2 separate regions of the Homo sapiens genome follow, and region 1 is linked to region 2. Evidence: chromatin contacts called from ENCODE Hi-C or POLR2A ChIA-PET data. All regions are on one chromosome and are shown on one strand. The core of a region is the stretch at or near the end of the contact, and the rest is flanking DNA. Distances in the headings are between cores, read along the strand shown.

The links. Hi-C counts contacts between places; a loop is a spot of excess contacts on that map. ChIA-PET counts read pairs that join two places held with the same protein, here RNA polymerase II (POLR2A). Pooled maps may share reads with other maps.
Region 1: a map of B cell shows a loop between it and region 2 (33-fold over the local background). The contact joins the promoter of HHEX here to the promoter of CEP55 in region 2. A Hi-C loop is called at or near these places in 1 of 168 maps with a recorded cell type or tissue (B cell) and 8 of 50 pooled maps. POLR2A ChIA-PET finds 5 or more read pairs at or near these places in 3 of 52 experiments (AG04449, HEK293T and activated CD4-positive, alpha-beta T cell).

The regions. Positions count from the first base shown.
Region 1 is chr10:92,688,348-92,692,758 of GRCh38, reverse strand. HHEX (hematopoietically expressed homeobox) reads right to left here and starts at 2,804. Exons shown (of 4, transcript NM_002729.5): 1 at 2,412-2,804; 2 at 213-391; 3 at 7-57. The coding sequence starts at 2,772. RefSeq lists an enhancer at 686-1,493 and silencers at 2,024-2,173, 2,184-2,263, 2,684-3,003, 3,074-3,313.
Region 2 is chr10:93,494,907-93,498,923 of GRCh38, reverse strand. CEP55 (centrosomal protein 55) reads right to left here and starts at 2,312. Exons shown (of 9, transcript NM_018131.5): 1 at 2,001-2,312. RefSeq lists a silencer at 1,984-2,493.

The sequences.
Region 1 (4,411 bases), core at 1,555-4,054, 810 kb after region 2:
CCATACCTGTTTTAGTCTCCTCCATTTAGCGCGTCGATTCTGAAACCAGGTTTTGACCTACAGGAAAGAGAGAAAGAAAACTTGCAACGAGCCCGCGTCGGGACGTGCCAGAGGGCAGGGTGGCTCCTCGCCTCTCTCTCGGTGGCCCGGCGACCCCTACCCCAGAAGCCTTCCCTTCCCCGGAGGCGGCCCCAGGCCCCCCGCGAGCTCACCTGTCTCTCGCTGAGCTGCAGCATCTTGGCCAGACGCTTCCTCTCGGGCGGAGAGAGATATTTCTGCGTCTCGAATTTCTTCTCCAGCTCGATGGTCTGGTCGTTGGAGAATCTCACCTGGCCGCCTTTCCTTTTATGCAGAGGCCTCTGCAAGAAGGGGCTCCAGAGTAGAGGTTTGCCTGCGAGCGGGAAGAGCGGCGCTCACCCACTGCCCTGGAGCGGCCTGGCCAGACCCCAGAGCTGTCGGGCCCCAGGGATGACAAAGGTAGGCCAGGAGGCCACCCAACCAGACACATTCACATACACCCACCGGCACGTGGACCTAACACGTTCCCACCGACACACAAACATACCCAAAGTCACACACTGACACCGCAGATGCACACAGCCTTGTACACACACAGACAGACACACAGCCGTCACACCTAGAACTAAATCCAGACATACCTTTAACCCCAAAAAGAATGGGCACTACCGGCTGGGCTTACAATACCACGACCCTCTTTCCCCAGTGGCTCTCGGATTTATACATAACTTTTTGCCCCCTTGGATCTCCCTTGGTGAGCCGCACTTGCGAACACCGGGTGTGTGCGTGTTGGGGAGGAGCGGGGCTGCTGCACCGACAAGGCCTGGCTGCGCGGGAAGCGCTCGGGCCCGGACACCCGCATTAGGTTGCGCGAGGAGCCTCCAATCCTGGCCGGGGGAGCCGCGGCCTCCTCTGATTTCACACCCAGCCCGCGGGGGCGGCCAGTTAAAGCCACCCCATGGGCTATGGCAACATTTCCGTCAATGTGTTTCCTGTTGGTCTAGCTCGAAAAACTCTTTGCTTCCTCCTGCGCGGTCCCAGCAGTAACCCAAGGAAACTCAGGGCGCACTGTGAAAACGTTAGCCCCCAGGCCCGGCCCGGCTGAGGGTCCCGCTCCAGCCCCGACAGGCGACCACAGCCAGGCTCGGGCCGCATCATCAAACCCTCGAGGCTGGAATCAGACAGACAGGATAACAACTCAAAAACATAAAAAGATGAACTAAAAATACAATCCCCCTCCCCTGTTAACGGTGAGAAGGTAAGGTAAAGGGCTGAGCTAGAGCCCGCGCCGTAATAATGGAGACATTAAAATGCTAATTAAGACGTTAATTGTTTTCAGGGTCCCTACTGAAGCTTCCAATAACAGAGTTCATTTAAAACTCTAGAGGCGCCCCGTTTCCTTATTTACCCTAGGGCTCCAGACCTCGAAGGCGCCAAGGGTCACCCACAGCGCGGACCACGGGCGGCTTATTTGTTAGGCCGCACATTGAGGGGACAAGCCCCGAAGTTCTGGAATATATGCCCTATGTGTCCCTGCTTCCCTTCCTAACTGGCGACCAGGAGCTGCTGCTTCCTACTCCCAAAGTAGTGTCGGTCGGTCCGTCCGTCCGTCTGCAGGCCTGCACCTCAACGCTTTGAAAGCTAGCATTGTTTTTTCGAGATTTTGCTTGCGTCAGGCTTCAGACTGGTGCAAAACAGCCTCGAAAAAAAATAGGAAGCAACTGGTTATTTTAGCTGCCATAAAGTCACATCCCACACAGAGGAAATGAACAATATCAGAAAAACGGATCCCGGCTATCAGAAGTCGAGTGTTTCCTGAATTTGTCTGTATTGAGGATGTCGATAAAATAATCAGCAGCGTGCACTACTCCGGGGGAAGGGTCTGCTTCATGCAGCCAGGAAAACACTTAACAGCTTCTGAAACCAGATTTACTCCTATCGAGAACTCAAGATTTCCTGTATGAACGGAAAGGGTCAGGCTCTTTCACTGCACAAGCCTGTTGAACCAGGTCCAGCCCCGTAGCCACCCGGGCCCGGCTGCGATCCCTGCCCCACGGGGGCCGGCCAGGGGCGCCTCGACGCCCCTTTCCCCGTCCCTCCCGCTAAGGGAGCCCCACCCCGGGTAACACGCGCGGTCCACGGCTGCCCTCGCCGCGAGGTCTACCGCCGGCCCGCGCGCCCCGACGCCTGCAAGGTGCAGGAAAACCAATCTGAGTCACGGTGCGGTCAGCCCCGGCCGCGCGCCTCCCGTCCCCGCGCGTGCCCGACAGCTGCTTTTCCATCGCTTTTGCCACAGCCGTCTACCGCCTGCCCCCTTCGCCCCCTCGGCCTCCCGGGCGCTGCCACCTGCCGGGTGGCGCTTCCTCGCCCCCACCCTCGCCCGGCCGCCTTACCCAGGGGGTCGTGGCGGAGCAGGGCGTGCGTGTAGTCGTTCACCGTCCGCGGGAAGGGGTACAGAGGGCCCCCGAAGCCGCCGGGTCCGTAGGCAGCGGCCAGCGCGGCGGCGGAGTGGTGCGAGAAGGCTGGATGGATCGGCGTGGGCTCGTACACCGGGGTCCGGTAGGGGGACACGAGGCTGGTGAAGGAGGAGTTGGGGGACGGCAGCGTGGGGGCGGGCGTGGGCGCGGCGGGCCCGCGGCCCAGGATGTCCTCGATGTAAAAGGGCGTCGGGTGTGCGGGTTGCAGCAGCGGCGTGGGCGCGTACAGCGGCACCCCCACGGCGCCCGCCGCCGGCCCGGGGTGCGGGTACTGCATGGCTCCGCCGCGCTCCGGCCCCTCGCAGAGCTGCTGGCCCGCGCCGCGGCGCTACATTTATCCGCGCTCCGCGCTCCCGGCGATAGGCTCCGCCGGCCGCGGGGTGGGGCCGCGCTCGCTGGCCCCTTCCTGCCGCCGGGCCCTGCGGCCAATGGCGCGGGGCCCCAAGAGCAGCCGCCCGCCCCCACCCCGGCCCGCCCCGCCGGCCAAGCTCCCCGCCCCCGGGACGCGCTTGCTACCAGGCTCCGGGGAACTGGCGCCCTGGTGCCCCGCCGCGGCTGTCGCCCCTGGGGACTCCAGGCACCCCGGCCGAGGACGCCCTCGAGGGAAGCCCTGGGCCGCGTCCGTCGGGGGAGGCGCGAGGAAGACCGCCTTCTGGAGTGCGGGCTCCAGCGGCCCTGTCCGCGGCCCCGAGGCACCTCTGCCGAAATTCGGGGGCGCCGTCCAGGCCTGGGCCCGGGGTGGCAGCAGCTGTTTCCAGGCGGGGAGCAGCGGGACTCGGCGGGAGCAGAGGCCGCTGGCCTAAGACGCCTCCTCGGTGGGTGCGCTCCCTGGATTAACAGTGGCGCTGGCTGTCACACCGGCCGTTTCCCGAGCTCAGAGCGGGACAGTGCCCTGGGTTCCTAGGGCTGCTCGGCGGCCCTTAGCTGCGGCCCGGCGGGATTCGGATGGCTGGAGTTCAGGTGCTGCGGACTCTTGGCCGCTCCACCTGGTTTCATTTGGAGGCCTCGGACTCAAGCCACTTCCGCGAGGATGCTGGCAGAAGCCGCTGCGAGCAGCAATCAAGGGGAGGCCCGGGTCCTACAGCGCCGGGCAGAGGCTGTGCAGTCTTCAATCCAGTGGGGGCCGCTCCGTGTCTTTTCTGCTGGCTCTTGAGGGTCGCAGCTGTGCGCAGTCTGGCTCTCTGGTTTTGCACGTGTTTTCTATTGAAGCAGTCCGTACTGCTGGCCCGTATGGCCTCGGCTCTGTGCGGCTCCACTCGCCTCCGGGGCAAGGGGGCATTTTCTTGATTGACGCCCTCCTGCGGTCGTCACACCTCGCGGTGAGCCGTTTCTGCTAAGGTCCTCCATTAATCATGGAAATGGAAAGACTTCCCTGCTTTTTCTATTGAGACTTCTCAGGTTTTAAAGTTTATAATTTGGAACTATTTGTCCAAACACAGCGGGACCACAGTAGGAAGAGGCGTGGACTGTGAGCCTGACCGCCTGTTCGAGTTTCACTTCGCACATTTTTGTTGAGCAACTACTGTGTGCCAGCAGTGAAAAGGACAGATGTAGTCCCTCTCCTCATGGAGACAGGAAACAAATTTTAATATATGTATGTGCTAGGAAGGAGATGTACATAATGGTCTAAAACCTGTAACAAGGGGACATCACCTATCTGGGGGACATTAAGGAAGGGAAAAGCTTCCCAAGAATTGATGTTTGAAAAGTGAGTGGGTGTCAGCAAGCCCAGGGTGCTTGGACATTCCAAGTCCGGAGAATAGCATGTGAGCGTTGTTAGTTAATGCAACTTCCGTCAAGTCACCATCCCTGAGTTTTTCTCATCTGAAACGTTTGAGACTTGGCCTAAAGGCTCCTGATCTTTTTAGGGTATTGTTAATAGGTATCTTTCAGAATCTAATGACAGACAAGAGCTA
Region 2 (4,017 bases), core at 1,063-3,562:
AAGGATATAAAGGAGTATGAGCCCATTAGTGCATTCAAAAATTACTATAAAGCCTACTATTTACCAGGTATCCTAATACATGCTGGGTGTAAACTGGTTTAAAAAAAAAAAAAAGACATGTTCCCTAATGTTATGGGGCTTTCAGTGTAGTAAAGGCAGGCAATAACAAGGAAACAAACAAGGGTTCATGAATCCTCAAACTGTAATAAATATTACACAAGAGAAGTACAGGGATAAATGATATCAGTAAAAACAGGAGAGACCTCCTTAGAATGGTAGTGAAGTGACTTTTAAGATTGTCCTGTGTGAAATCAGAACGTCTAAACATATTAGAACTGTGGAGATTGAGTAGAAGAAATCATCTATCAAAAGGTTAGTCCTGGATTTTTGCCATTATAAGGTGAAAGATTGCAGTAGCTCATCCATCAGTTAAAGAAATGCAAGGTTATGGCGTCTCTCAGTCACCTGCTGCCACAGGAAGTTCTTTCCTATGTGTTTCTGTTGATAACACACTGTTGACTTGATATCGTGGGTCGTAGGACAGAAAACTACTACCAAGTCATTGAGACACAAAATGATGGAAATATAGATCTGCAGAACGTGAAAGAACCCCCAAACATCTGCTTCCTAACCTTTGCACAGAAACTCTGGCAGTGAATGAATGACTACTAGTTTCTAGCCTCTGGCCCAGACGGTTTGGATCTCCCCCACCACCTAGTCCCACCAACCTCCTTTCCCTGTATTTTCTTTTTTCTGTTTCTGTTTCTTTCTTTTTTTTTTTGGCGGGGGCGGGGCGTTAGGGGCGGCAGAGTCTCGCTCTGTCGCCCAGGCTGGAGTGCAGTGGCACTATCTCAGATCACTGCAACCTCCGCCTCCCGGGTTCAAGGGATTCTCCTGCCTCAGCCTCCTGAGTAGCTGGGACTACAGGTGCGCGTCACCACGCCTGGCTAATTTTTTTTTATCTATTAGTAGAGATGAGGTTTCACCATATTGGTCAGGCTAGTCTCGAACTCCTGACCTCAAGTGATCTGCCCGCCTCGGCCTCCCAAAGTGCTGGGATTACAGGCGTGAACCACCGCGCCCGGCCACCTTTCCCTGTATTTCCTATTCCAGTCATCCACAGGGTTCCCCCAGTTCAAACCTTCCTCAGCATGCCTTCCCTCTGTGAACTCTTAACAAACGATATAGCTGCCCCACCCCCACCCCTACACAATCTAGTACCCAATTACACTTCCTGCTAACCTTTTATTTTTTCAATTGTTCAACTATTTTTTCAAGGACTGCACTTTGATTTTTGTTGTTGTTGTTGTTACCCACAGAGCCTAACAGCAAGCCCTCAGATATGATTGGTTGATTGGGGCCGGGCGCGGTGGCTCACGCCTGTAATCCCAGCACTCTGGAAGGCCGAGGCAGGTGGATCATCTGAGGTCAGGAGTTCGAGACCAGCCTGCCCAACATGGCGAAACCCTGTCTCTACTAAAAATACAAAAATTAACCGGGCGTGGTGGCGCACGCCTGTAGTCCCAGCTATTCAGGAGGCTGAGGAAGGAGAATCGCTTGAACCCAGGAGGCAGAGGTTGCAGTGAGCCAAGATCGTGCCATTGCACTCCAGCCTTGGTGACAGAGCGAGACTCCATCTCAAAAAAAAAGAAAAAAGAAAAGAAATGATTGGTTGATTAGCTGAAGTGACCTAAGTCATGCTGGACAGGTGACCAAACAAGCGCTTCCATCCAGTAAATGGTACAAGGCCTCAATTACAAGCCGCATCTTCTACAAGGCGACGCCAATCTTTAAAAATTCCCACATAAAATCTCACTTGAGGAGACAGACAGGAAAAGAGAAACTGCAAAAAAAGGCACAAGTTTTCTCACTTCTAAAATAAAGATGTTTGAGGAACACACAACGAAAGTGCCTGCCAATCGGAAAAAGCCGTCCTAACAAAAGACCTTGGGCAAGTCACTTGGCCTCTCTGCGCCTATCTGTAAGGAGATGATACCCACCGCCAAGTCCAAAGAAGCGATCGAAGAGACAACGGTCTTGAGGCGCCCAGCCGGGTGCCAGGCACGAAGTGAGCGCCAGGGAAAAGGACTGTTATCAGAGCGGGCAGAGATTGAATCCCGCGGACGCGATCTGCCCACTGACCTGCCCTCCCTGGCGGTCCGGACCGGCCCGGCCCCGGGGCTGCGGGTCCTGGCCGCCCCTCGCCACCCTCCGCGGTCGCCTCCCTTGGGCCAGCTAGCAGCTGAAGCGAAGCGCGGCGCTCGCGTCGGCCGAGTCACACCATCAGGTGTGGATGCCGCTTCCGGGAGTTTGAATCCCGCGGCTGCAGGGCGGGGCACGTCACTGCCGGCAGGGCGCGGCCCGCAAGAAGGAGGAGCAGCGCGCGCGCGGCGGGGACGCGGCTCCCCGATTGGCTGCCGCCTTTGAAGGGCGGAGAGTAAACCTGAGGGCGGGCCGAGAAGTGGCTGGGGCCGCGGGGCGGGACAGAGGGCGGGAACACTTCCTCCCGGGCCCGCCAGCTAATTCTGGGATCGGGGGTTCTCTGCGGGCTTAGACCTAAACAAGCTTGGTGTCTCGCAGTCAGGGGCTGGTTTTGTGTTTATACGCTTTTAGGAGAAAGCAAATTACTATTTTTAATGGGATAAAACCAGTGACGATGGACCGAGACGAACTAGTTCTGCGCTCTTGAGCATAGATTCTCCCTGTGTGAAGTGCGGCCCCTCCTGCCCTGGGACAACGGGATTTCACAAAGGAGCACAGCCCCCTTGTCATCCCCTCGGGTCTCACTCTGTCGCCCAGGCTGGAGTGGAGTGGTGCAATCATAGCTCACTGCAACCTCAGTCTCCCGGGTTCAAGCGATCGTCTTGCCTCAGCCTGCCGAGTAGCTGAGACTACAGGCGCACGCCACCACGCCCGGCTAATTTTTTATTAAAAAATTTTATACAGACAGCGGAGTGGGGGGGGGGGGGGGTGGTCTCACTTTGTTTCCCACTCTGATCACGAACTCCTGCCTTCAAGTGATCCTTCCACCTCGGCCTCCTAAAGTGCTGGGATTACTGCCAAAAATCAGCAGCACAGCAGGGAGTGTTAACGGGAGAGATGAGAGGCACGCCCAGGTTGAACGCTGAGATTATGAATGCTAGCGGACCGGCTTTCAGACCAGACTGCTACCCTCCAGCCTGATATCTATCTATTGATCGATTCTAGCTCTTGATTAGCCGCTTTGAGAACGTTACTGCTGAGAGAAGAAGCACATGAAATGTTTAGCAGGGCCTCCCTTTCTCTCCTAGACCCAGCATAAACTCGCTGGAGATTTAAAACAGTAGATACACAGTAGCAAAACATCCTAGGTACACAATATTGTACAAAGGTTATAAACTCTAGATTAGGACTTTCTAGATTTAATTCCTTACTGCCCTGACTAGATGTGTCTCCTTGGATAAATTTATTTAACCTATTTGAGCCTCGGTTTCCCGATGTGTAAAATGATGCAAATAATAATATTTACTTCACAGCTCGGTTATAAGGATTAAATGAGGAAATCCGGCCAGGTGGAATGGCTAATTCCTGTAATCCCACCACTACGTGAGGACGGGGAGCGAGGATTGCTTGAGGTCAGGAGTTGGAGACCAGCCTGGGCAACACAGAGAGATCCACTCTCACCCCACCCAATCCCTGTCTCTAATTTTAAAACTTTAAAATTTTTTTACATGAAAGAAATTCATGTAAAGTGCTTAACATTTAGTAAATGTTCAATTGATGTTAGCCATTGTTAAACAAAAGGCAACACTCAAATGTTACTGAATAGAATGGATGAGAAAACCATGTGGGGAATTTTAAAGAATCAGAGAAACAAAACCAAAACAGAATGCAAGATAACGTTTGGTACCTGCTTCCAAGGAGCTCCCATTTCTGAAGGGAAGGTAAACTAAAGTATCAAGTGGGATTAGGGTGGGAAAAATCAGGGCAAAAGATAAATCATCGTGTGAACATTATTCATTGCCCAGAGTTGAGGGG